Regions from separate parts of the Mus musculus genome. Here region 2 is linked to region 1. The links are chromatin contacts, found by Hi-C or POLR2A ChIA-PET in ENCODE. All regions are on one chromosome and are shown on one strand. The core of a region is the stretch at or near the end of the contact, and the rest is flanking DNA. Distances in the headings are between cores, read along the strand shown.

What was found. Hi-C counts contacts between places; a loop is a spot of excess contacts on that map. ChIA-PET counts read pairs that join two places held with the same protein, here RNA polymerase II (POLR2A).
Region 2: a map of left cerebral cortex shows a loop between it and region 1 (2.8-fold over the local background). The contact joins the promoter of Myorg here to the promoter of Nudt2 in region 1. A Hi-C loop is called at or near these places in 17 of 37 maps with a recorded cell type or tissue (Patski, adrenal gland, gastrocnemius and 3 more). POLR2A ChIA-PET finds 5 or more read pairs at or near these places in 3 of 5 experiments (Patski and embryonic stem cell).

What each region holds. Positions count from the first base shown.
Region 1 is chr4:41,462,027-41,467,495 of GRCm38, forward strand. It overlaps Nudt2 (nudix (nucleoside diphosphate linked moiety X)-type motif 2), which reads left to right and starts at 3,122. Exons shown (of 3, transcript NM_025539.2): 1 at 3,122-3,154. Kif24 (kinesin family member 24) reads right to left here and starts at 2,822. Exons shown (of 13, transcript NM_024241.2): 1 at 2,684-2,822.
Region 2 is chr4:41,500,738-41,506,183 of GRCm38, forward strand. It overlaps Myorg (myogenesis regulating glycosidase (putative)), which reads right to left and starts at 2,338. Exons shown (of 2, transcript NM_001085515.2): 1 at 2,254-2,338. It overlaps 1110017D15Rik (RIKEN cDNA 1110017D15 gene), which reads right to left. Exons shown (of 7, transcript NM_001253777.1): 6 at 4,831-4,917; 7 at 4,272-4,431. The coding sequence ends at 4,329.

The sequences.
Region 1 (5,469 bases), core at 1,872-4,371:
ACCATGCCTGCCTGGATGCTGCCATGCTCCTCCTGCCTTGATGATGCTGGACTGAATCTCTGAACCTATAAGCCAGCCCCAATTAAGAGTTTTGCTTTTAAGAGTGGCCTTGGTCATGGTATCTGCTCACAGCAGTGACACCCTAACTAAGACACTAGTGGTCAGCTTGCTTTCTCCACTCTTATACTGTCCAGAATTGCCTGTCTAGGAAATGGTGTCATCCACAGTGAGCAGGTCTCTGAACTATGAATTTCATATAAGAAAGAATAATCAGCAATAACACTGTGACTATATAGGCCGTAAGTCAATAATGAAATAGTCTTGGAAATGCAACAGGATTCTGGATACCTGATGAATGGACAGAGGCTGCATTGTTAATATTTTCTGAAGAGAGTGATCACAGAATTCTCTCTGTAGAATATAAATGCAAAGAAAAGAAATGTTTTAAAGGCAGGCAAGAGGGCTTGACCCATGAAGGCCCTTTCTGCCAAGCCTGAGTAAGCCTGGAGGAAAGGCCTACTCCCCAAAAGCCACCCTCTGTTCATACAGACACACAGCAAGCAAAACAAGTAATAAAAGGCTTAGACATTTTTTTCAAAGTGAGTATGTTGGTTTATATTTATAATTGCAGCACTCAAGAAGCTGAAACAGGATATTGCATGTTCCAGGACAGTCTGGACTACAGTCTAAAATGCTAGCCCCAAAAAAAGTTTTTAAAAAAATGGGAGCTGGAGAGATGGCTTAGCACTTAAGAGCGTTAGCTGTTCTTTCAAAGGACCAGGGTTCTACTCCCAGCACCCACATGGAGTCTCACAACTGTCTATAACTACAGCTGTAGAGAATCCAACACCCTCTTTTGGTTTCCTTCATACTGCACACATACAAGGTACACAAACATACAGGCAAAACATTCATACACATTGTCTTAGTCAGGGTTTCTATTCCTGCACAAAACATCATGACCAAGAAGCAAGTTGGGGAGGGAAGGGTTTATTCAGCTTGCTTACACTTTCCACACTGCTGTACATCACCAAGGGAAGTCAGGACCAGAACTCAAGCAGGTCAGGAAGCAGGAGCTGATGCAGAGGCCATGGAGGGATGTTCTTTACTGGCTTGCTTCCCCTGGCTTGCTCAGCTTGCTCTCTTATAGAACCAAGACTGCCAGCCCAGAGATGGCACCACCCACAAGGGGCCCTCCCCCCTTGATAACCAATTCAGGAAATGCCGTACAGCTGGATCTCATGGAGGCATTTCCTCAACTGAAGCTCCTTTCTCAGTGATAACTCGCGCCTGTGTCAAGTTGACACACAAAACTAGCCAGTACACAAATAAAATTAAACAAACAAACCAACCAACCAACCAACCAACCACCTGAAATAAAGGTCAAGGAAATGGCTTGGTAGGTAAATGCACATAACCTATAATAAGCCTAATGGTTCAAATTCAATGCCTAGAACCCACATAAAAGGTCACATGTGGTACTGCACATGTGTAACCCTAGCACTCCTAGGGAGAAGTAAGTGTGTGTGTGTGTGTGTAAGATAGAAATATCCTGGAGTATGCACTGCAGCAGCAGAAACAAGCTGCTTAAAAAACATGGAAAATGAGAACCAGTTCCTCAAAGTTGTCCTCTGACCTTCACTTGAGTGCTCACACACACACATACATACACACACACACATATACATATACACACACACATACACACACACTGTTAAGTGAAAAAAACTCAAAGTCAAATAATTGATTTCAGTTTCCAAAGCACAGATAAAATGTTACGATAGTTGGTGGTCAGTAAACAACAAGAGGAAATCCTCGGGCATATAAGGACAGAATGGCCTGTTATAAGCAAATACATTTAGGGGTTTGAGAAGAGGTACTTGTAGGCCAGACTACAATGTGGAGAGAGCACGTCTCTCTGATTGAGAACTTTGTCTCAAAACCAACCAACAAACAAAAGCCACACAAACAAAAACTTAAAAAAAGAAAAGCAGTAAATAATGAAGTAATGTATGTATGCTAGCGGTCAGCTTGCTTTCTCCACTCTATTACTGCTCAGAATTCCCTGCCTTGGGAATGTTGCCACCCACACTGAGCAGGTCTTCCTGCCCCCAACGTGGGAACGCCAACGCTGAATTTTCTGTCTCTTGTATATGAGATTAGGGTGTCCTCTCTCTTCCACCTGCCCCCAAATCGACTTTGAATGGGACAAGGCAGAAAGATAACTGAATCTATTTGTAGTGAGTGAAAGCCAACTGAACAAATATTTCCTTAAAAAAACAAAACAAACAAACAAAAAACTAATATGCGTAAGACGCTGTGGAAAGGCTTGTCTTATCTCAGAGGTCAAAATTATATGAGAAAAAAGGAGAATGAGGTTTGCGGAAGTTCACAAAACAACCGAAAGTCCAATCGAAGCGCTCTGAAGAGCGTGTCTCAAAGGCAAGAGGCCTTTGGGGTACTCAGAAAAGCCTCAAAGCTGGTGGTGGTCGAGGTAATTGCTGAAGAGGCGGTAGACAGGGAGATGAAACGTGAGAGAGCGCGAGAACCCTCGAAGAACCCGAGAAGCCAAGTTCTAGTTACCCCGCAAATACCGGTCTCGGCTCGCGCCGCTCGCAGACAGGAGCACCCGCTCCCGCGCAGGCGCAGAGCCTGGGCTCAAGCTAAAGCCACCGTTTCTCACCTCAGGGCAATCCCGGCTCCTCCTCAGTCAGTTTTCAGGGAGGACCGAAGAAATAGTGCGGTGAGGAGAAAGCCCTAAGGCCGGGCTAGCAGAGCGTCCGGTCAACCCGCCTTAGGTGTCCGCCAGGCCACATCCCCATGGCAACGCCACAAGCGCCAGTTCGAACGCGCGCGCCGACGCCCGCCCGCCCGCGGTCCCGCAGCACCGACCAATGGTCATTCACAGAGCCTGTCACCTCTCCTCTAAAAGGCCAATCAGAAATCAGAAGGGGAAGGGGGCGGTTCATTCTCCACCAATGGTTCAGCTTGAGGCAGATCTCGCGACGGTCCCAGCCAAAAAACCACGCCTCAGGGGCGGGTGGAAGCGCCTGATGCCCAATTCTGTGGCTCGTCTGAAGTGCAGCCGGGCTCTTCTGATTGGCTGGCGCGCTACGTCTCCGTTCGAGGACCGCCTCCTGCCTCTGGGCTACGGGTGAGTGCTGTGGGGCTGGGGGGCGTGGGGAGTGTCGCGGGCTCCTGACCTGTTGCTGCGGGGACGGAGCTGGCAGTGAGGCGCGTGTAGGCCAGGCCCCATCCACTCGCGGGACCTCGGTTTATCTCTGTGCACCAGAGAGGACTAGGTTCAGTGGTGAGGGCGTGGGTCGGAAGAATCCCAGAGGCAGAGAGATTCACCTTTGGGACTTAGCGGGCCAATCATATCTTCTCCCTAGGCTTGCTTTGTAGTTATCGATTAAACCCTGCCTGCATTCCAAAAGATCTTACGTTTGGTAAAAATTATTACTTGTGTGTGTGTGTGTGTGTGTCTGTGTCTGTCTATGCGCGCCACGTGCGTGCAGATGCTCTCAGAATCCAGAAGGCGTCGGATCCCAGGAGCTGGAGTTAAACGTTGTGTGGGCCACCTGGTATAGGTTCCGGGGAACCGAACCCCAATCTTTTGGAAGAGTGACAGGTGCTCTTTAGCCCCCAGAGATAGAAAGTCACAAGATTCCCGTCTTAAGAAAAAAAGGCGAAACAGCTTAAATCGAGAAGAGTCAAGTTGCCAATGCAGAAATGTTCTAATGTCCAGTGGCAATTAAGCTTAATGATGTTAGAAATTGGACGTGTCTGCATTTGATTAACTACTCAAAAATATTTCTGAACCATAGTTTTATTTTTTTTTTCCTTTTGTGAAAAATAATAGTAATGCTTCAACGGGTTGCAAAGACTATTGGGAAAAAATGCTTGGCCAGGCCTAGCCTCTCAGGTCAAAAAGGAACCACCAGCATAGTAGGAACAAATCCAGTAGCCAGCATGTGTGCAGCTTCATATGTACTTTAATGGAGTGCTCGTTTTTAGCTCAAAAATGAGCGATTCGGGGGCCTGGAGAGATGGTTCAGTGGTTAAGAGCCCTTAACCTCTCTTCCAGAGAAATTTGAGTTCATTTCCCAGCATCCATGCCAAGTGGCTCACAGTAGCCTCCCAACTCCTGCTCCAGGGCATCCATGGCCCTCTTCTGGACTCTTCAGGCACCCACATACCACACACAACTGGCAGACACACAAGACATAAACAAAAGTAAATCACTAATCAGTTAAAGAATAAATGTAATTCTTACTAATAAGGAAATACAGTATTCAAAAGAGAAAATTGACAATATATTAAAGGGAATTAATCTTGTTGATCTTTAAAAATTACTAATACTTAGTGTGAACACTGTTTATCAGCTGTTTCCTGAAAAATATAAAAATGATAGTGCATGTCTTTATTCCTAACAGAGGCTGGAGGATCTCTGAGTTCCAGGAGAGACAGGACTATGACACAGAGGTGGGGAAATTCTTGATTCAACTATTAGAAAGAGTTGACTGCCAGTATAATACAGAGAAGCATTCAGGTGGCCTATTATAATACAAGATAAGAGTGACTGGCATGTATTCATGTCTGTCTACACATACTTTAAACTCTCAACAATGAGAAATACACGTTAGAGTCACTTTACAAATGAGGACCTGTCTTTCAGGTAACAACCTGACCTGAGTGGCTAAGTTTCTTTCACAGCAGTGTCAGGTATACTTTTCTATCTTGTACTGTTTTGAACTGAAAGAGGGTGAAAATATTTGGAATACCAGATAGGAAAGGGGGTGATTAGACAGGTAAATGCACCCAAATTCAGGGAAAGTGGCTCGTCTTAGTCAGGGTTACAACATCTGTGAGGAAACTGACCCAGAGCAACTTGAGGAAGAAAGGGTTTGTTTGGCTTACTCATCCTTATCACTGTTCGTTGTCAGAAGGAATCTGGAGACAGGAGCTGATGCAGGGACTGTGAAGGCGTGCTGCTTACTGGCTTGCTCCTTGTGGCTGCTCTGCCTGCTTTCTTATAGAGCCCAGGACCCTGAGTGCAGGGATGGCCCCACCCACAGTGGGCCATCCACATCAATCACTAAGAAAATGCCCTATAGGTTTGCCTACAGCCCAGTCTCATAGAAGCATTTTCTAAACTTGAGGCCCCCTCTGTTGGAGACCATACCGTGAGAAAGTAAGCCTTTCGCAGTTTCCCACCCTAATAAGTCAAATGGCCTTGTGTTAGGAGCCGGTCACCTCCTCCTCCCTATCCCTTCCTGGCACCTAGACCCTAGAAATTTGAATTATAGTCTCCTCTTCCTTATCTCTTCCTGACTCCGAAGACTTCTAAGGACCTGAGTTATGTGCTGAGCCCAGCTTGACACCCCGGGCTGTTAAGGAGGATTCTACATTCCTGAGATAAGACTCAGGGTGCCTCTTGCCTACAGTCAGAATTCAGCCTTCATGTCC
Region 2 (5,446 bases), core at 1,088-3,587, 38 kb after region 1:
CTGCTTTGGGAGACAGTCATTCTGCCCGATAACCTTCTCTCTGCCTACCAGCTCTTCAGACAACAGATGCCCACCACCCATATACAAGACCACACAAGGTACGCTAAACATTGAAATATGTCTGCAGGAAAACTCAGACTCAGGGGCAGATTTGTCTCAACCTGCTGAGAAGGCCACAAACTCTTTCTGTCTCAACCCTCAGGGCAGAGTCCAACAAAGAAACAGCGCTGCCAGGTGCACACACAGGGAGACACTGCCATTCCGGTGGTTGCCCAACTCCCCAGCTGGGGTAAGGAGAGACAGAGACTGGCAGATGGTAAGTAGTCGCTTCCCAGATGCCAGTGTCTGTCTGTCTGTCTCCAGTAACTTCCAAGGTGATAAACTGCTCAGGCTCTTTGTGAACTCTTCCTTCTTTCCCATGCTGAATCTGTCAAGAATGCCAAGTGCAGGAGCTGGAGAGATGGCTCAACAGTTAAGAGCACTTAATTTCCAGAGGATCCGGGGTTCGAATCCCAGCACCACATGGCTTCTCACAAACTGTAACTCCAGTCTCAGGGGATCCAATGCTGTTTTCTGGCTTCTGCAGGCACCACACACACACACACACACAGAGTGCACATACACACAGGCAAATACTCATACACATAAAATAAAAATAAATAAATCTTCAAAGGAGAATGTCAAGGGGGCTGGAGACATGGCTCAGTGGTTGAGAGCACTGGCTGTTCTTCCAGATGGACCCAAGTTCAACTCCCAGCACCCACATGGCAGCTCACAATTGTAACTCCAGCTGCAGGGGAATCTGACAACCCTCATGTAGACATATATGCAGACAAAACACTAATGCACATACAGTAAAATAAACAATTGGAAAAAGAATGTCAGGTGCAGATGAGCGTTTTGGTTCTAGAAGACACGATTCAGTCCCATTCTTTTCCCTGCCTTATCCTCTCCCCCAAACCCCGCACCCCCTAGAGCTCTCTAATCTCTCAGGTCACTACCCAAGCACAGTCTGGAACAGCCTCTACTTCCGCTCTGATCTCTAACACAAGTTAGAGATCCCCTCTCCTCCTTTGGGTAGCAGTGTCTTTTACTGATACTCTCAAAGCTGAGTGGAACCCAAAGAAGACTACAGGGGCCCCAAATTGGCTTACTGTACACTTATGTTCATTCAACATAAGCAAGGCTACATCCTGGGCATCAAGGGGTTAAGAGGAGAGGGTTTGAGTCTGAATAGGAAAGACTCCCTAAGCCCCAATGCTTACATATTAAATTGGTCTTATCTTATGACCCCCGGGAGCCTGAGAAGCTCACCATGATATCCTCCAAAGCCCTTTCAAAACTCAGGCAGAACCCATTAGGGTTTCGATGAAGGACTGGCGCCCACAGATTTAAACACCCACCTGGTTGGGCCTCACCATGTTCTTCCAAATGACCCCATAGCGTCCAATACCAGCAACACTGCGAGCTGTTGTCCATTTTATAGATGGGAAAACACAGCTCGTCAGAAGCCACCCACTGGGATCCAAACCTCCTGCCTCCACCTTCCACCATGAGAATGGGTGTGGACGGGTGAGGTCTGTCTTTTCAAAAGCTGCGGCAGATCCAGCTTGCCTCGGGCAGATCAGGACGGTTTTAGGGGTGTGAAAGGGGCAATTTAATGGCATCTGCTATTGTAGCCGAGGGGAGGAACTCTGTGGCTCCAGTCTTAGTGGCGTTCTAGACCCCTATAATCTGTCGAGTCTGCCAGCTGGCCAACACAGGCTAAGGCTAGCAGGTGGGGTTTGCTGAGTGGCTCAGCCTAAGAAAACTCTTGTTCGCTACACACTCAACCTCAGTCTTGGCTGCAAGTCCCAAGCCTACAGTTTAAGGGCGGGCCCAGCTCAGCATAACTGAGCCACTTGAGGCAGAGGCCTTTGTCGGACACAGTTGGGAGGGGAGTGGAAATGTCAAAGGCAATTCGATCCTGCCCATCTCCCTCCCCTGCTCAGGGACGGGATCCACAAGGATCAAGTAACTGCACTAACACAGCCTGGAATACTTCACACCCACCGGTGGCCCCACACCCCACACGATCCAAAGGGGCAGAGGGAAGGGCAAGGAGCCCGTAGCCCGCTGGGAAGCTCTGGCCTGAGGAGGGGTTCAGGTGTCCAGGGACGCTCCACCAACTAGAGCAAGTTCAGGAACTGTGTGCTCCTTAGAAAACTCACCACCCTCACTGGGACCCAAAGGCTTCCCACTAGGTTCACCTACCTCAGTGACCGCCACACGGAAGAAAGGGAGAAGGGTCCTCCGGCTGATCTTTCTACGCTAGCAGGAGTTGATCAGCCACAGCCCTGCGGGTTGCTGCCTGGCTGGGCACCGTGGAGCCCCTCCTGCGCCCCGCCCTCCGGCTACTAGGCCACTCCCAGCCGTCCAATGTGGTTTCAGGCCTGGGACTCCAGCCCCACCCCTGGCGCTCAGCCCCTCCCCCACTCTGCGTGCCTTGCACAGACTTTCTTCTCACCGCCCCAGATCTGCCCTTTGGGCCCGCCTCTAGCTTGATTCCACCTCCCGCCTCAGGCGCCGCCCTTGCCAGACCATTGCTAGCCTGGCTCATCCCCAGGCCTTATGGGAGATGTAGTTCCGAAGGAAGGAGTGGCTGATTGTTGGGGTTCTTGCTGAATGTTAGGGTTCTTGCAACGCCATGCTAGGATTGCTATGTGTATAAGAGCACAGCAAGGCAAGGGGGGAAGACGTATCTGTGATGGTTTGAATACGAATGGCTCCCACAGACTCATATATTTGAATGCTTAGGGCCTGGGCATGACACTCTTTGAAAGGATTACAAGGATTAGGAGTCATGGTCTTGTTCGAGTAAGTGTGACCTTGTTGGAGGAAGTATGTCACTGGGGGTGAGTTTTGACTTTTTAAAAGCCTATTCCAGGCTCAGAGTCCTCTGCCTATAGATCAGAAGGGAGGACTCTCAACTGCTTCTCCACCATACCTTCCTGCTGCTATGCTCTGCTATGATCACAGACTAACCTCTGGAACTGTAAGTAAAACCCCAATTAAATTATTTTATAAGAATTGCCATGGTCATGGCCGGGCGTGATGGCGCACGCCTTTAATCCCAGCACTCGGGAGGCAGAGGCAGGCGGATTTCTGAGTTCAAGGCTAGCCTGGTCTACAGAGTGGGTTCCAGGACAGCCAGGGCTATACAGAGAAACCCTGTCTCAAAAAACCAAAAAAAAAAAAAAAAAAAACAAAAAAAAACAAAAAAAAAAAAAAAAAAAAGAATTGCCATGGTCATGGCGTCTCTTCACCATGCCATAGAACAGTGACTAAGACAGGAGTCTTCAGGAATCTGTTCCCTCAAGGTCTGGGGAGCTGTATTCTTTTAAGAACTGGCACAGGGTTGGAAAATAGAAAGCAGATAAAGCAAGCTCACTGACCCAAGTTGGATTTCTGGAACCCCCAGGCTGGGAAGGAGAGGGTAGACTCCCTCAAGTTGGCCTCTCATCTCCACGTGTTATGGATAAAGTGTAAAAATGGCTTTAAAAACTCTGGGATGACCTGTGCTCCCATTTCCCACTGTCAATACCCCAGTCAAGAACGCCTTGGAGGGATCCTGTAGACCCAAAGAGCCTATGTTCCGAACTGTCAGTTCTCAGCACTCAGGACCAGACTAGCAGTACCCCAGTTTCTGCTCGGTATTTTGCAATGCCCACTATACCCTAATATAACGTGTAGCTCCTTCTATTAGTGACAACCTTTAGTTAGAAATGATTGTGCCATGCCATGTTCTTTCCCCTAGAGGGAGCAGTGGTGCAAGAAAATGGGAAAACACTAACCCCCTAGAGATTCTAGAATAACCGCCCCCCCCTCCTAACCCCACCCCCTCCCTTGCAGGACAGAGCAGAACTTTCTGTTACAATGTGAAGTTTCTTGATCATGAATTCTTCCAAAATGATGTTTGGTAGCTCTTAGACTTGGAAGGGGGAGGGCAGCAAACATTTCTGAGCACAGGGAGCATTTGGGAGGCTGTAATGGAGATCTGGGATCTGAGATGTGAGAGGAATCTATGTTTGTGGGTATAATGACAGCTAAAGGGTCTTCAAGTAGAAAGATCTGGATGGTTAGGGGAACTCATCTCTGTGGTGATGGAGAGGACGCCAGCTGGATTGCTGATATATCTATCAGGAGGTGGGTCACTCGGGCGTGTCTGAAATGGTTGGGGGTGGGTTTCCTTATCTCATACAGATCTTTCCAAGTAAGGACACAGCAAGCAGTCTTTGTGGTGAAGAGTTTATTGAGCCACTTCCTCCCTTGGCCTGGTCAAAGCTTTACTAGGAAGGGTAGACAGGACAGGTCTCAGACACAAACTCAGGATGGACTACATAGTTGTTTCTCTGGGAACCACCAGTCTTCTTGAAGTGACTTGTGTCCCATCTGCAAGGAGAGATGAGTCACTCCAGTTTTCGTTAACCTTATCTCAGCGTTTTATCTCTGACACTGACCGATCACTGACCTCAAGTTCTGCTGCTGAGTTTCTGAAACCCAAGACACAGCTTCCCAACCTTGACCTCTTACCCTTTGTATAAAGCCCTGGGACCCGATTCCATTGACTCTAGGTGAGCTTTCAACTCAATCTGTCAAGCCTGGCCTCTTGGCGGTTTTCGGGCCTCTACCAACCATTGACGTCCCATGGCGCTAGCGCCCCCTGGCTTTAATTTCCTGTCTCTGCGCCGCAACAAACATTTCCCACCCCAAGTAGTCTCCTGGCACACCCCCACTGTCACTAAAGGAATTCCTCCAGTATGCAAGTGGATGCATCTGCGCCAAACTTACCTAAGGTTGGGATACGGGTAAAATGATGGCGGGGGAGTTGTAACAGCACATTGCATTCCTGGCCGGTGACCGAAGGGCGACACACTCCTAATGGAGGAAAAAACAGCAGGGGACGTCAGGTTTTTGTTTTTGTTTTTATATCCTCACATTCCAACCTCCCAGACCAAGAACCTGGATACAGAATCAGTCTTAAGGTTCCTTCCTTGCCCTTCATAAACCCTCACTACAGCACAATCTCTGGGAAGGCTCCAGAAAAGTCCTCTTCCCATTAAGGTCTGGTTTCTGCCACCAGAATTCTGGGGAGGATGATCAGACATAGTCTTTAGGATCCAACATCCCCACCTCCACCCCCATTAAGATAGCGATTTCTTCAGTGCCAGGAGGTAGTGTTTCCAGGCCATCTAGAGACTCAGACTTTCCCATATTTTCACAGTTTTCCCCGCCCCTTCGGAGGGAAAAGACCCAATCTTTGACAATGAATCAGTCTTGAGGAGGGGGCAGGCGATGATCATAGGATTAGGGGCTGGGTTCAAGGCCCTTCTGCACGCTCTTGAAAGTCCAGCTCCCAGGCTACACCCGCATTGTCTGCTACGGATGGATACAAGTTCTGCTGTTG